Linked DNA regions of Mus musculus: region 2 is linked to region 1. A link is a contact called in ENCODE Hi-C or POLR2A ChIA-PET data. All regions are on one chromosome and are shown on one strand. The core of a region is the stretch at or near the end of the contact, and the rest is flanking DNA. Distances in the headings are between cores, read along the strand shown. Region 1 holds the start of Septin8 (septin 8). Region 2 holds the start of Kif3a (kinesin family member 3A).

Evidence for each region. A loop is a pair of places that touch in the nucleus more often than their neighbours do. ChIA-PET counts read pairs that join two places held with the same protein, here RNA polymerase II (POLR2A).
Region 2: a loop to region 1 is called in a map of heart, with 2.2 times the contacts of the local background. The contact joins the promoter of Kif3a here to the promoter of Septin8 in region 1. A Hi-C loop is called at or near these places in 4 of 37 maps with a recorded cell type or tissue (CH12.LX, heart and left cerebral cortex). POLR2A ChIA-PET finds 5 or more read pairs at or near these places in 1 of 5 experiments (Patski).

Annotation. Positions count from the first base shown.
Region 1 is chr11:53,518,346-53,525,032 of GRCm38, reverse strand. Septin8 (septin 8) reads right to left here and starts at 5,297. Exons shown (of 10, transcript NM_001347496.1): 1 at 4,994-5,297. The coding sequence starts at 5,023.
Region 2 is chr11:53,565,620-53,572,703 of GRCm38, reverse strand. It overlaps Kif3a (kinesin family member 3A), which reads right to left and starts at 5,335. Exons shown (of 18, transcript NM_008443.4): 1 at 5,173-5,335; 2 at 1,895-2,168. The coding sequence starts at 5,178. A430108G06Rik (RIKEN cDNA A430108G06 gene) reads left to right here and starts at 5,391. Exons shown (of 2, transcript NR_168001.1): 1 at 5,391-5,867; 2 at 6,990-7,084.

The DNA.
Region 1 (6,687 bases), core at 4,048-6,547:
CTGACTCTAGGGGCAGCCACCGCTGTCTGCCAATGTGCTCATCCAGAAGTGGTCCAACCATTCAAAGAAGGAGGCAGCATTTCCTTGTGAATGAAACACTGGCCTTAGAAGGGGGGGCGGGGGGAGTGTGGATTCCAAAATCTCCCTGCTTTGTTTACCACCTCAGGCTGGATGATGTTGCTGGCAGGTTCCAGAGGGGTGCCCTTGCACCAACATGGCCAGAGGCAGCTACAGAGGCACAGCTATGCATCTCTGCTATCCATTCACCCCAACAGCAGGCAAAGGGTTGTCTTTGTCCCTCAGGAGAATGCTGGGTCTGTCCCACAGTCCCCCCAAAAGCCCAGGTTTCCAGTGGCCCACACCCAGAGGATCCCTCTGGGAACAGTCAGAGATCATGATCAGAGATGAACACCCCCTCTGACTCTGTCCCTCTAACTTGGTTCATAAAGCCTACTATGTACCCGGAAGCTCCTCATCCTAGGAATGAATATCCAATTCAAGGCAAGCAAAAAAGACAACTGCAGTTGATGTGTTAGAATCGTGGCTGAACATAGCACACCAGGCCAAAACAGTTCCACGTGTAAGAGGTTTATTGGAGTGGGGGGGCAAGGTGGCAGCCGAAAGAGAAGTGGGGAAGAGAAAAAGAGATGAGGGGGGCTTTCTTTATATATATGGGTAATGATGTAACCCAGGTAAAGGTGGAGGTGAGCCAAGTAGATTCTGGGAATATGGTGGCTGTTGCCTTGGCAACGGGTCTGCGGGTCTCGCCTAAGTGATGTCACGGATTTCTGAGGTCCTGATGCCAACAGTATTACTGCCCAGAAACTCCCGACCCTGTCCTCTGCTGCCTCCTCCCAGCTAGGCTTCCCCACATGCGCCCTGAGGATGAACACAATGCCTATGGAAGCTAATAGAGCAACCCACTCTTCAAGCAGATGTGTCCCATTCCCCCACCCCACCCCCGTCCCCCATCCCCCCCAACCAGCTCCACATCTGGTTATACACAAAGCTAGAGCATTATAAGATGGGGGTGGGGAGGGTCCCAAAACCCTAAAGGCAACTGGAAGCAGGAAACTGGAGAGGCCCTGAGAGACACCTGGAGGCCAGCTGCTCCTTGCTTCTTTGCTCTGGGGCATGGCCGCAAGGAAGCTGGGCTTCAGTTACAAATATGTCCGGGAGTTACTGTCCCAAACACAGACCACTCCCAATTTCATCCTAGGGCTCGAAAGTCTATCACCTCAAGGGGCACTCAGGTGGAAGCTAGTCTTTGGGCATTGGGCCCATGGTTGAATGACCAGCAACCAAACTCTGCTTCCTCACCAAATCTCAGCCTGCTGACAGCAAAAAGACGATGGACCACAAAACATCCACTGCCCACCCAAAGCTTTTGGACAAGCCCCGAGTTCTCCTCCTCTGCTTATCCTCCTTGACTCTGTGGCCAGTCTCTTGCCATCGTCTTTCTTCCTGTCCCAAACAGTCCACGGTTGGATGCTGCCTTGGGTCATCAACCCCTCACCAGACTCACAGCTCTGATCCATTCCATAAGGTTCCAGTAAGGTTGGTTCATAGTTTGTTAGGTAGGGAAGGGAGGAAGAAAAGGCAACCCTAGCTCCTGGAGAAAGGTGTGGAGCCGTGGCTTTGCCTGTGGCATTCACGTGTGACCCTGCAATGCTCGGCACTGGGGGCTTCACAGGCACCTTTTTCTCAGCTATCTTTTCTGCCCAGAAAGTCTCGCCGAGGTCATTTTCACAGGATAGGGAGAGCCCAGGGAACAGGGCCCTTGAGCCACACTGGGGTGAGAAGCCTGCTTCCCACACCTAGCTTCAGGACAAAATAGGCTCTCCTTGGATAGCATGCTTTTTGGGGAAGTGTCAAGATTACAGGGTGACAACGGATGTAACAGATGGTGCTGAGGATAAAGCGGAGATGGGGGCGAGGGAGCGACTGGCTGGGAAGAAAGCCAAGGATGAGGCTGCTTCACGTTTCTCCCCTCTCCCCCGCACATCCTCACTTTGCCCGGAACCTACAGGGTCCCTCACCTAGGAGTCTGAACCTTGTCCCATTAGATGCAGACAGGAGTCACAGGAGCTGGTCAGGGTTGGAGGAGAGTGATTCTCAGAGTCAGAGTCTAAGAAGAGAGGGACCCCAAAAGTGTGCCAGGAGTCTGATGACCCAAGGAAGACAAGAGATGACAGAACCTGCTGAGGGTTGCTCCTGCAGACATATACAACAGCCATCAACCTAAGCCTCTGAGCTGACCTAAGGCTGAGCAGGACCCAGTCAGAGATGTGGGGCCAGCAAGATGGCATCAGCTGTCAAACCTGAAAGCCAAAATTCCATTTCCAGGACCCATATGATGAAAGACTTGAAAGTTGACCTTTGACCTCCACACACATACCATCACACAAGCACACCCACATACATACATAGTCACATACACACAACAAATAAATAAAATATAATATAGGCCTATGGTGTATCCACCATGCTGATAAGGGTAAGTCAAAATACCAACACACAGGCATGGTTGTGCACACTTTTAATCCCAGCACTTGGGAGACAGAGGCAGGTGGATCTCTGTGAGTTCAATGTCAGCCTTGTCTACATAGTGGGTTCCAGGACAGCCAGGACTATGCAGAGCGACCCCGACTCACCTCCATCTCAAAGTACGTTGCTGAGTGAGTTCATTTTAAATTCTAGGCAGCTTGGGTGGTTGAACCCTGGGCTTTCTACACAAGTTAAGTAAGCTCTCCACCCCAAACTACAGCCCAAACCTTTCTGTGTGCTCTTGTAGACTCCAGTCTAAGACAGTTTGCAGGTTATCTGAAGCCCACTTTTGCACAAGCCAGAGGGGCAGTCGACACCTGCCAATTGTGCCGCCAAACCTTGCAGCTGGCAAAATATCCAGCGTGTCTCCAATAAGCCCAAAACTACAGTTAACTGTAAAAAAAAAAAAAAAAAAAAAAAAACACCTCTGTAAGGAATCAGCAAGGCTTAGCACATGATAAGAGAGGAAATTATCTTTCCAGGATGATAAGGAAGGGACGAAAGAGACCAGACTTCTAAATTCCAGCCAAACTCCACCCGACATCTCCACCCAAATTCAGTTCCATCTGAGTCCTCCCAGGAGGCTGACAGCCCAGAGCGCAGAGGGCGGGGAAGGCGTCCATCCCTCTGGCACAACCATCAAGGCCCCAAGATTCCAGCCGTAGCTGAACTTGAGTCCCCGCTCTGTGCTTTGGCTCAGTATGGGGATAATAATGAAGACTTCCCACAGAAGCGATCCATAAGCAAACAGAGGCAAGGTCTTCCCAAGCCCCAGCTGTACAATGTGGACGCTCAGCTGGCCCCCTGATGATACCTCTGGCGACGGTGCGACCAAGGCAAACACATTTTCTGCAGCCATCTCATACCCAGCTGGGTATTTACTGAGTCCTTATCATGTCCTGACACTATCCACACAACTCTATGAGGCAGATACGCTTTTCTCTTACTCTGTAGATGAGAACACGGAGGGTTAAACAGCTTGCAAGAGGTCCCATGACCAACAAGTGGTATCTCTAGGAATCCTCTCGGGCCACTGATGCTGGCTGCTTTACACATACTCTCATCCGGCAAGATCAACTGCTAGACAAACCTCTGACCTCAATACAGAACAGACACACCTTCTGGTCGGCTAAGCACAGAAAACACAGCGTCAGACAGGCACACACACACACACACACACACACACACACACACACACCCCTTTTGGTCTCCATCCACTAGGCAGGTTTATAAGGACTCAGCTGTTTTCCTGCAGTACATAAATTCCATTTTACGTACTGCATTTCACGCCGCGGGAGTGAAGTGGACCTTGGTTTGGCCCAGCCTCTGCATCTGTTACCCATGAAGTCAAACTTACTTAACAGACACACAGCCCCCTCCCCAAGGGGCACAGAACACACCAGTCTACACATTATGAAAGCTCCTGCTTTGTTATGCATATTCGCAAAGACCAACAAATGTATTTTCAGATTAAAGAAGAAATTTGCATATATAAATTCAGATGACAGTATTTATAGCAAAATTACATAAGTCCTGGCTCCCTTATTTAGCCCCAGAACCAATTCGTTATCGGTCACACATTCAGAATTCTCCCTCCCTCCAACAGCCCTGGGCCCTCCTCCACCTCCTCCCTCTCTTCCCCTCCTCCCCTTCCAGTCGACCAGGGCCTCACATGCTGGCAAGAGGACACAGCTTCCTTCACCGTCACAGCCTAGCCTCCCAGACACACCCAAATCCAGCCTTAGACACCAAGAGTGCAGACAACCCCCAAAAGGCCTCCCTCCGCATGCTATAGCCTGGCTCAAGTCCACAGACACCCCCCTTAGGACCACCAAGGGGCGTCAGCCTAGAGAGAGGCAGGTCCAGACTGGGGCCCAAACAAACACTCAATGGTTTGGATCTGGAATCACTTCAGCTCCTGGGAATGGCTGCCGCAGAGCCAGAGCCAACCACTGAGGCCCTGGACCTGTCTGGAGTCGCACCCAGGATCCAGGTTCCCGGGAGGGCAGTGGAGGAGATGAGCAGCGAGCCTGGGTTCTTCCAACCCAAAGTCTGCAACTCCCCTGAGCTCTTTCTGGAATGTGTGTGTGTGCTGGGGGGTAGAAAAATCCCTGGATCCCTGGGGCTCCATCCTCACTCTTTGCACCCAGATAACAGCACCTGCGCGGCAAAGGCAAGTACCCAGAGGTGCAGGAACACCCTGGGAGAGAAGAGTCGGGGGCGTCCGGGATCCTCCCCTCTGGACACGAGTCTTGTCTTCACACCTGCCCCGATCAGCCCAGATCTTGGCTTCTTCCCGCGAAAGAGCTCACATCGCGCGAAGCCCAACACTCTGAGACACCCTCCCGGGGTTAGCTCCCGGGTCCCGGGGTTCGAGGCCCCGCCGCGCGGTGCTGACAGCCCGCCTCGCGCCCCCTCCCGTGCCCCTGCGCGCCACAGGCCTCACCGAGACGCGTTCCAAGTCGGTGGCCGCCATGGCGAGCTGCGCACCGGGCGGGCGGGTTGCGGGGAACGCCGGGGCCGCGGCGGGGATGAGCCGGCTGCGGGACGCGCTCCGCCCGGGCGGCTGCGGCTGAATGGATCCAATATGGCCACTTCCTGGAAACTCCCCTTGGCGGCGGCGGCGGCGGGAGAAGCCGCGGAGCCGGCCCCGCCCCCGCCCGCGGGACCGGCCTCCCTACCCGGCTCGGCCCCAGCACAGCGCACTCCCCGCGGCTGGGACCGACGGGGGTCTCCGCGGCTTGGCAGGAGGTACTAGCTGCGGGTGCTGCTGGGACTTGTAGTCTGTGAGGTGGGGGGCCCGGACTGCCACGTCTGGGGGACCCGGGCCTCTCCGAGGCCTGCTGAGTGTCCCTTGGAAGCCAGATTAGTGCATAGCACAGAGGGGTGCTACGTGTGCCCTGGGAGTTCTGCCTCCAAGCTGACTGTCTCTACAGGAACCTGCAAACGCACTGGGACCACCGATCGGATGGTTCATGCGCTGCAGGTCCGAGAGAGATCCCTCAGCCTCTTCTGCCTGTGCCATAGGTCCCACCTGATGCTCTAAGCTGGAGCTAGGGCGGGAGCCCTGGGCTGGACCGGTGCATCCTGCCAGGCAGCCTTTGGCTCCTTGCGCAATGATGAACCGGAGAAAGATGCAGTTTGGGAAGCGGACTCGACATCTATGCGCAGCATACTGCTAGTGATCCTCACCCTGCTTGTCCCACGAGTTTGGAGTTATGGCATTATGCAGAGAGGAACTTGGTTCTCACAGTACGCACATCTTCGCCAACCATACCACTCAAAAAAAAACCTACACAAACGTCTCAAGAGGCTCCGTAAACTTTTTCAGTGACTACAAGATCTAGCTCGCCCCGTCTTCTTTTCCCTGCCTTTCCCTAAGGTCTCCCTGATAGTAAGGCAAACTTTGCCTCTGTCCCTCCACTACCCACGAATGTGCATCCCACCCCCAATATCTTCTTGAGAAACAACCCTGTCCTCCCCTCAGTGGAAACGTATGCCTGCTGGAGGTATCTGGAGACCACATCTGGACTTGGCACACCCCGTGCTGTGGAACACTTCCTGTCCCCTCCATAGAGTCAGTCTCTCTCTCTCTCTCTCTCTCTCTCTCTCTCTCTCTCTCTCTCTCTGAAGAGAGAAGAAGCTTTTCCCTTCTTTCTTTACAAACCATGTCTTGTCTCCAAGGTACCCAGCTGAAGTATCTTGGAGTTCTTAACAGTGTTTTTATTTTGTTGGATGCTCCACCGTGCTGTTGTTCCTTGTACGTTCTCTGACAAGAAATGTGGCCCCGTGCAGCTCAGTTTGGTAGAGTGCTTGCTCGCTAGCGTGCAGGAAGCCCTGAGTTCTGTCCCCAGCACTGCATAAGCCAGATGTGAGGGGCACATTTATAATCCTAGTATTTGGAAGTTAGAGGCAGGACAGTTCAGAGTTCTAGTCATCCTCCATTATAAAACAAAATGGAGGCCAGTCTGGTGACCCCCCCCCAAAGAAAGAAACAAGACACCCCCCAAACAAACAAGCAAACAAACACCTGGGGTCACAGCACAGTGGTTAGAGTGGGGAGGTGGATTAGTGATGAACTTTCCTGTTTGAATCACATCCCACACCCAGCTTCTTAACCTTACTATGAAAGCTACTCTT
Region 2 (7,084 bases), core at 4,086-6,585, 48 kb before region 1:
GTTGCTGGAAACAGTCTAACAACAGGAGGTGGTGGCAGTCTGTACCCCGTGATCCACTGGAAATATTAATCCTATACTGTAAACGATGAGTGGATTTATGTCACTTAAAATTTTAACTTAATAAAAATTATTTTAAAATCAAATGTACTTCTGTGTATTAATAACAATACTTAATTCCAATATAAAATTATGCAGAAAATTCTATTCATGACAAAATGCCAAGAAGTTGGCAAGAGAGATGGCTGAGTAGGTAAGACACTGAGTTTGATTCCAGGAAGGCAGGAATGACTCCCCCAAGTGTCTTCTGATTGCTACGTGAATACCATGCTGGGGCTCACATGTCCCCACATAAGGAATTTCTTAAGTTCGTAAGAATAATGTAAAACTATTAAAAGAAGTGAAAGAGTTTAAGCGAGCAAGACATAGTCATGGTAATGAAACGGAAGACTCAATACTCTCTGTCAATCGAGGATTTAAACACTATTTTATACTCAGAGATCTGCCTGCCTCTGCTCCCAAGTGCTGAAATCAAAGGCACAATGCTGGAGCAACTGGAGATACACACACACACACACACACACACACACTCTCTCTCTTACCATTTGACAATCCAGTTTCTAGGTAGCTATCCAAGACAAACTTTACATCTTTACAAAGGCATACAGCAGCATTATTTATCTAACAAAAATCTAGACTTCAATCCACTGGTAAATGGGCAGTGTGTTACACATATTCAATGGAATACAGTTCAGAAGTGGAGGCTAGAGAAGCAGGAAGGAGTTCAAGAGTTTAAGGATAGCCTCAACTACTAACAAATTTAAGGTTATTCAACCTGGAATATATGAGAACCTGACTCAATAAAGCAACACAATTTAGCAGTTAAAACACACACACATACACAAAAACTAGGTGCAGTGGCAAGCAACACAATTCAGCAGTTAAAACACACACACACACACACACACACACACACACACACACACACTCCCAGCACCTGGAGGCAAAGGCAGGAAGATAGGGAGACCTCTTGAGGTCAGCCTGATCTACAAAAGACAGCCAGAGCTACAGAGAGAAACCATCTTTAAAAAAACAAAACAAAACCAACCATCCAAAATAAAATAAAATAAGATAGGGGCTGGAGAGATGGCTCGGCAATTTAAAGCCTTTACACTTTTCCAGAGGACATAGATACAGTTCCTAGAACCCACATGGTGGCTCACAAATCCAAAGCCTTCTTATGACCTCGGAGGGCACCAGGCACGCACATGGTCCACATACTTACAGGCAAACACTTACTCATACACATATATAAGAATAAATACATCTTTTTTTTTTTCTCAAGTCACGAAGTTACTGATGAAGTCAGGTAAGTTCAAAACATTACACAAAGAGAAAGAAAACTGCTTTTTAAAAGGTAGCATTTTATGGGCTGGAGAGGTGGCTCAGTAGTTAAGAGCAGTGGCTGCTCTCTTGAGGCCCCAGGTTGGATTCTCAGCACCAGCACCTACATGGTGGCTCAAAACCCTGGAACTCCAGTCCCAGGACTGCCCACCCTCTCTGACCTCCACTGTAAGCATATGGAACAAGCACAGACCTACATGAAGGCAATATACTCCTACACATAAGATGGCATTTCGTGGCATCATTTAAATGCGTTTTCAAAAGGACAAAACTACAGTGACGCCATGGCAGGTCAATGGACGCAGGTGGGAGCTGCAAGAGGGTGGAAAGGAGCGCTGCAGGGTGATATTAGTGTTCTAGAACAGGACCTGGGTGAGGCCTCACAACCGTCTATGTTACCATAGCTCATCAAGCCATAGCTGCGATACGTAAACTACCGATTTTACCGGGCATTACTTATGCAACAATAAAAGCAAGCTGCACAGTCACTCACCATTGTAGCCTTCCAGAACAGAATCAATAATTGGTCTTGCAGTTAAGTTATACACATCAAGTTGTTTACTTTCTGGTCCAAAAACAGTATCGAAAGTAAATGTCTTTGGAGGTTCGTTGGAGGAATCGGTCTTATGGACGGTGATAGTTCCCCTCATTTCATCCACGCTGACGGCCTGTCTATAGCACATTGACTTCTCTCTCTCATTGAGAGGCCGGCACCTAACCACCACCTTCACATTATCGCAGCTTTCCGGCTTCTCCGACTTATTGATCTGGTGGAGACAGTGTTTACAAAGAGTGAGAAGAACATTCCTTTTGCTCTAAATATAGTTAGAAAAGTCTACTTTTCCACCTCAGCATCCCGGATGTGCTAAGACTTTACAAGCCTTCGATAAATGCAATTAAAGATCTCTACATATACAGAAAGGGTTTATAGGTATACAAATGGAGACTGTTTCTTTTGCAGTACAAAAGAGGGAAGAGAAAAACTCTAATTTACATCTGAAGCAAATGCTTCAAGTGGAGAAAATGAACTAGTTAGTATACAGGCATTAGCTCAACAGTCCACACAGCTGAAGTTCCTGCCTGAAAAAACAAACAAACAAACAAAAACAAACAAACAAACAAACAAACACGCGTGAAGTGGTTGACAAGCTTTATTAAGAATCTGAGGTCGGACTGGAGCGATGGCTCAGTGGCTAAGAGCACTGGCTGTTCTTCCAGAGGTCCTGAATTCAATTCCCAGCAAGCACATGGTGGCTCACAACCGTCTGTCATGGGATCCGATGCCCTCAGAAGATAGCTACAGTGTACTCATATAAATAAAATAAATAAATCTTTTAAAAAAAAAATCTATGAGGTGAAGCTGTGGTACATACCTTTGATACCAGAACTCCTGAACTCCTGGAGGCAGAGGCAGATGGATCTCTGTGAGTTTGTGACCAGCCTATATAATATAGTGAGACCTTGTCTCTTGCTCTCCCATGACATCTAATTTCATTTCCTAGAATGCATCTGTAAGATTTTTACCATGTGATACCTCCATATACGGCTTTCCTCTCCACCCAAGACAAGTTAAGGACGGAGAAGGCCAATGACATACAGAGAAAAATGTCTTATGAACGTTTATATGAAGTTTTGATTGTCAAAATTTTACATGACAAAGATCCTAGGACTGCCATGAATATGTTTCTCTCCAGTTTGGCCTTCATCACCCTAGGCTAGGTAGCATCACCTGGGCCTTCGTTCGTCGACTACCTACATTCGCTCCTGAATCTAATTAAACCACCCTTCCGTCTGCCCTCTTACACGATGGTGTAAACACAAATCAAATCACATTATTCCCCATGTAAAAATCTCCCCAGATGACAAGCCAAAAATGTTTAGGAGGTACAGAAAAGCCTCTAGGCTTTACCAAATACTCTTCCTCCTCTCAGAGTTTCGTGATCTCCTCTTCCCTGCGGACTTTCCTCGAGTCCTTCGGTCTAGAACATTCCTCATGCCCTTCTTCACTTAGGTGACATCTACTTATCCTTCAGTTTTCAGCTCAGCAGTTCCCATGGGAACACTTCTCTGACTAGGTCAAATGCTTTTTCTATTTAGTAGACTCTGAGAGAGAGCTTTTAAAGAATACATTTTGACTCTGGGTTGCTCCTTGACTGATGTCTGTCATGGTATATTCATCTGAGATTCAAACAAGGAATCAAGGGTCTGAATTCAACCCATAAAATCCTTTTATTTGCCTCAAAGTATTTTTGTTTTGTTCTGATACTGGGTCCCATGAAGCACGGGGCAGCCTAGAATTCTTTATGAAGCCAAGGATAGCTTTGAACTTGAGACAGGATTTCTATGTGTAGCCTTGGCTCTCCTGGAACTTACTCCATAGACCAGGCTGGCCTTGAACTCACAGAGATCCGTCAGCCTCTGCCTCCCAAGTGCTGGGTTTAAAGGTGCCACCACTGCCCGACCAGCCTTAAACTCTAAATCCTCCTCCCTCAACCTTTCAAAGTGTTGGCCAGCTGGCTCAAAGCATTTTTAAGTATTTTAGTCATCTGCTAAAACTGAGAAACTTCACAAATATAGCAATTTAAGTCTTTTGAAAACAAAAGTAGATCTGTTATCTGTAGGCCAGCATTCCTTTATGGAAACCTTTTCCAATTCACCAGATCCAATTTCTGCCATATGCAGATTACTCACTTCATTTATTAAGGCTGTCTTTTCTCTGTTAAATGTATATGGTTTTCACCTCTTCTCCAAAGTCAAAACTTTGGTAATGAGGCTGGAGAGATGGGCCAGTGGTTAAGAGCACTTACAGAGGACCTTACAGAGGACCTGGGCTGAGTTTCCAGCACCCACATGGCAGCTTACTACTGCTTTTAACTTCAGTTCCAAATAATTCCATGCACTCTTCTTCCTTCCCCTGGCACGTGGTGCACATACATACATACATGCAAACACTCATACACATAAAATAAAAATTGAATTAAAAACACCTAGCACAACCTTACCGCCTGCATAGTTAACATATATACGGCTAGTGCGCAATCTTTGTTGAATATTCATTATTCAATAAAGCAATAAATATAAACAAACACTGAGCATTTTGTGCTAAATGTCAAGCCCTGTCCTTCAAGTGTCCTGTGCATTAATTTATTTTGCCTTGATAAAAACCCCAAGAAGGAAAGTTTAAATGTGTAGGAACTAAGGGCCCAGACGCTGTAAATAACCATCGAAGGCCCCATAACCAATATATAATCTACCATGGCTCAAGTCTTCTCCAATGGGACTTACAACCACCCCCTTATTATGGCACGATAACAATCCGTGAAATCCTAGGAGGTAACCAAATCGCCACCGCATACTCGCACAAAGACACCTACAGGTTACATTCTGCACCATAAGCTAAGGTGCCCGCTCGGAATGACAGCTTATACCCAGGGAAGTAGGGGGCCAGAGCGTAGACTCTGGGGTTCCGAGCATCCGCAAGACCATGGTGGCCACGCGCAGCCACCAAGCCTCCACTGTCCGCGCGGTGCTTTTCTGTCTGGCAGAGCAGGCCTGGCGAGATGCAACGCGTTCCGGGGCAACTGGGCGGGTCCCGAGCGGCCCCCGATGCGTCCGGACCCCAGCCCCGCCGCCCCACCGCCCTTCTCCTCCAAGGCCTCCCGGCCTGGCCACCCTGCCCCGCCCGCCGCGCGCTTCTATGGCAACGGCCGCGCCCCCGAGCAGGGCCGACACGATGAGCCGAAGCCCCCGTGGCCGACTGTCCATCCTCACCGGCATGGTGGCCGCGTCCGGTGCTCCGCCAACGTCCCCACTCCGGATGCAGCCCAACAACACCGGGTTTGGGGGCGAGGCTGGCCACAGGCGACCGCAACACCTTAGCGCTCCAGAGACTGCGGCTCACACAGCTACAGAGGGCAGTGCGCAGGCGCACTCTGAGCTCGCCCCGCCCAATCTCGGGTGTCCTGGGCTCTTGAAGTACGCATGCGCAAGGCCTTTCCGCGTCCATCTCCATGGACGCTAGACTGGGGCAACGCCTGCGGGGTGCTGCCATCGCTCTGCTCTGTAAAGCTGGTTCATGTTGAGGCCACCAGGACATCTGACCCGCTCAGACTGCCAGGAGCTTCCGGCGCTGGCAGTGTCCCAAATATTGAAAACAACAGTGGACAATAGCGTACCAGATTCTGATGACTCCTTATTTTATGAGGAATATCAGGGGTTGGGTTCTGTTTATCTCTACTATCTGTCTGCACCAAAAGTTTGAATGAACAGGACCCTGATCCAGCCATATGAGGAGAGAGCGGAGACCAAGGAGACCAACAGGCCAGGAAGGTAAAGGGGGAAAAAAAGTGAAAATGACCAGCAGAGTCAAAATGGATGGATTATATAGGGAAGGACCCCAGAAGGGCAGCTCAGCACCTGGGCCGGAAGGTTCACGGGGTGGACTATGCCAGCCAACCCTGTAACAGGTAGGGACTGAGGGATGCTGGGAGCATCCAGGTCTGCTTTAATATGTGAAAAAGGCACCTCAACCATTTGTTGGGAGTTTGAGACCTAACTCAAAGGAGAAGCTCCGTCTAAATAGCCATTTGCCCAACAGAACTGCTTAGGGTTTCTCAGTTATGGGAGAGTTTGTTTTGTTTTTGGTTTGTCTTGGGGGGGGGGGTTTCTCACTGGATAGACCAGGATGACCTTGAGCTCACAGAGATCTTTTGACTCACGAGTGCTGGCATTAAAGGCATCTTCATCACACCCGGAAGTTATAGGAGAGTTTAAGTTGCAAGTAATTATAAAGTGTGTTCTGTGTTAACATTCAAAATGTTCATCTTGGGTCTGAAGAACTGGCTCAGCAGTTAAGAATGCATACTGATCTTGCAAAGGGCTGGAGTTAGGGTCCCAGCACTCAGGTCAGGCATTCACAACTGCAGCTCTAGGGGAATCCCATGCCCTCTTTTGGTCTCTGTGGGAACTGTACTCACATGCATATATCCACTCATAGAGACACACATATACTTAATTGTAAAAAAGTCTTCTTTTGCTGGGCAGTGGTGGCGCACCCCTTTAATCCCAGCACTTGGGAGGCAGAGGCAGGCGGATTTCTGAGTTTAAGGGCAGCCTGGTTGACAGAGTGAGTTCCAGGACAGCCATGGTTACACAGAGAAGCCCTGTCTCAAAAAAAAAGAAAAAAAAAGTCTTCTTTCAAAACTTCCTCTTCAATACATCACAGTTAGTCTTGACTATTAGAAACATGTTTTGTATTACTTCTCAAAGATGCTGAGTAGGAGAAGGTAAAATACCCATTTCTTATGGTCATGTAGACCACCATTGCACAGCTGTTGCTAATAAATGACAACCCCCTATCCTTTCATTACAGTTTTATACTTATTTATGTAAGTGTATGGTCCAATACGCATATGCCACAGCTCATATGTGTGGAGGTCAGAGAACACCTTTCAGGAGTTGGTCTCCTCTTCTTCTTTCCCTGTGTGACCTCACTGATGGAGCTGAGGTAGTCAGACTTAGTGGCAAGCACATCTACCCACTGAGCAATCTTGCTGGCCACTAAAGTTTTTGGTTTTTTTTTTTTTAAGATGTCTCTATTCTAAATGAGTCTTGAAGTGGAAAGTTCTGGTTTCCTTGGAAAGTTATGCCAAGCAATGTTTTGCTGGGGCACAAAGGTGAAAGG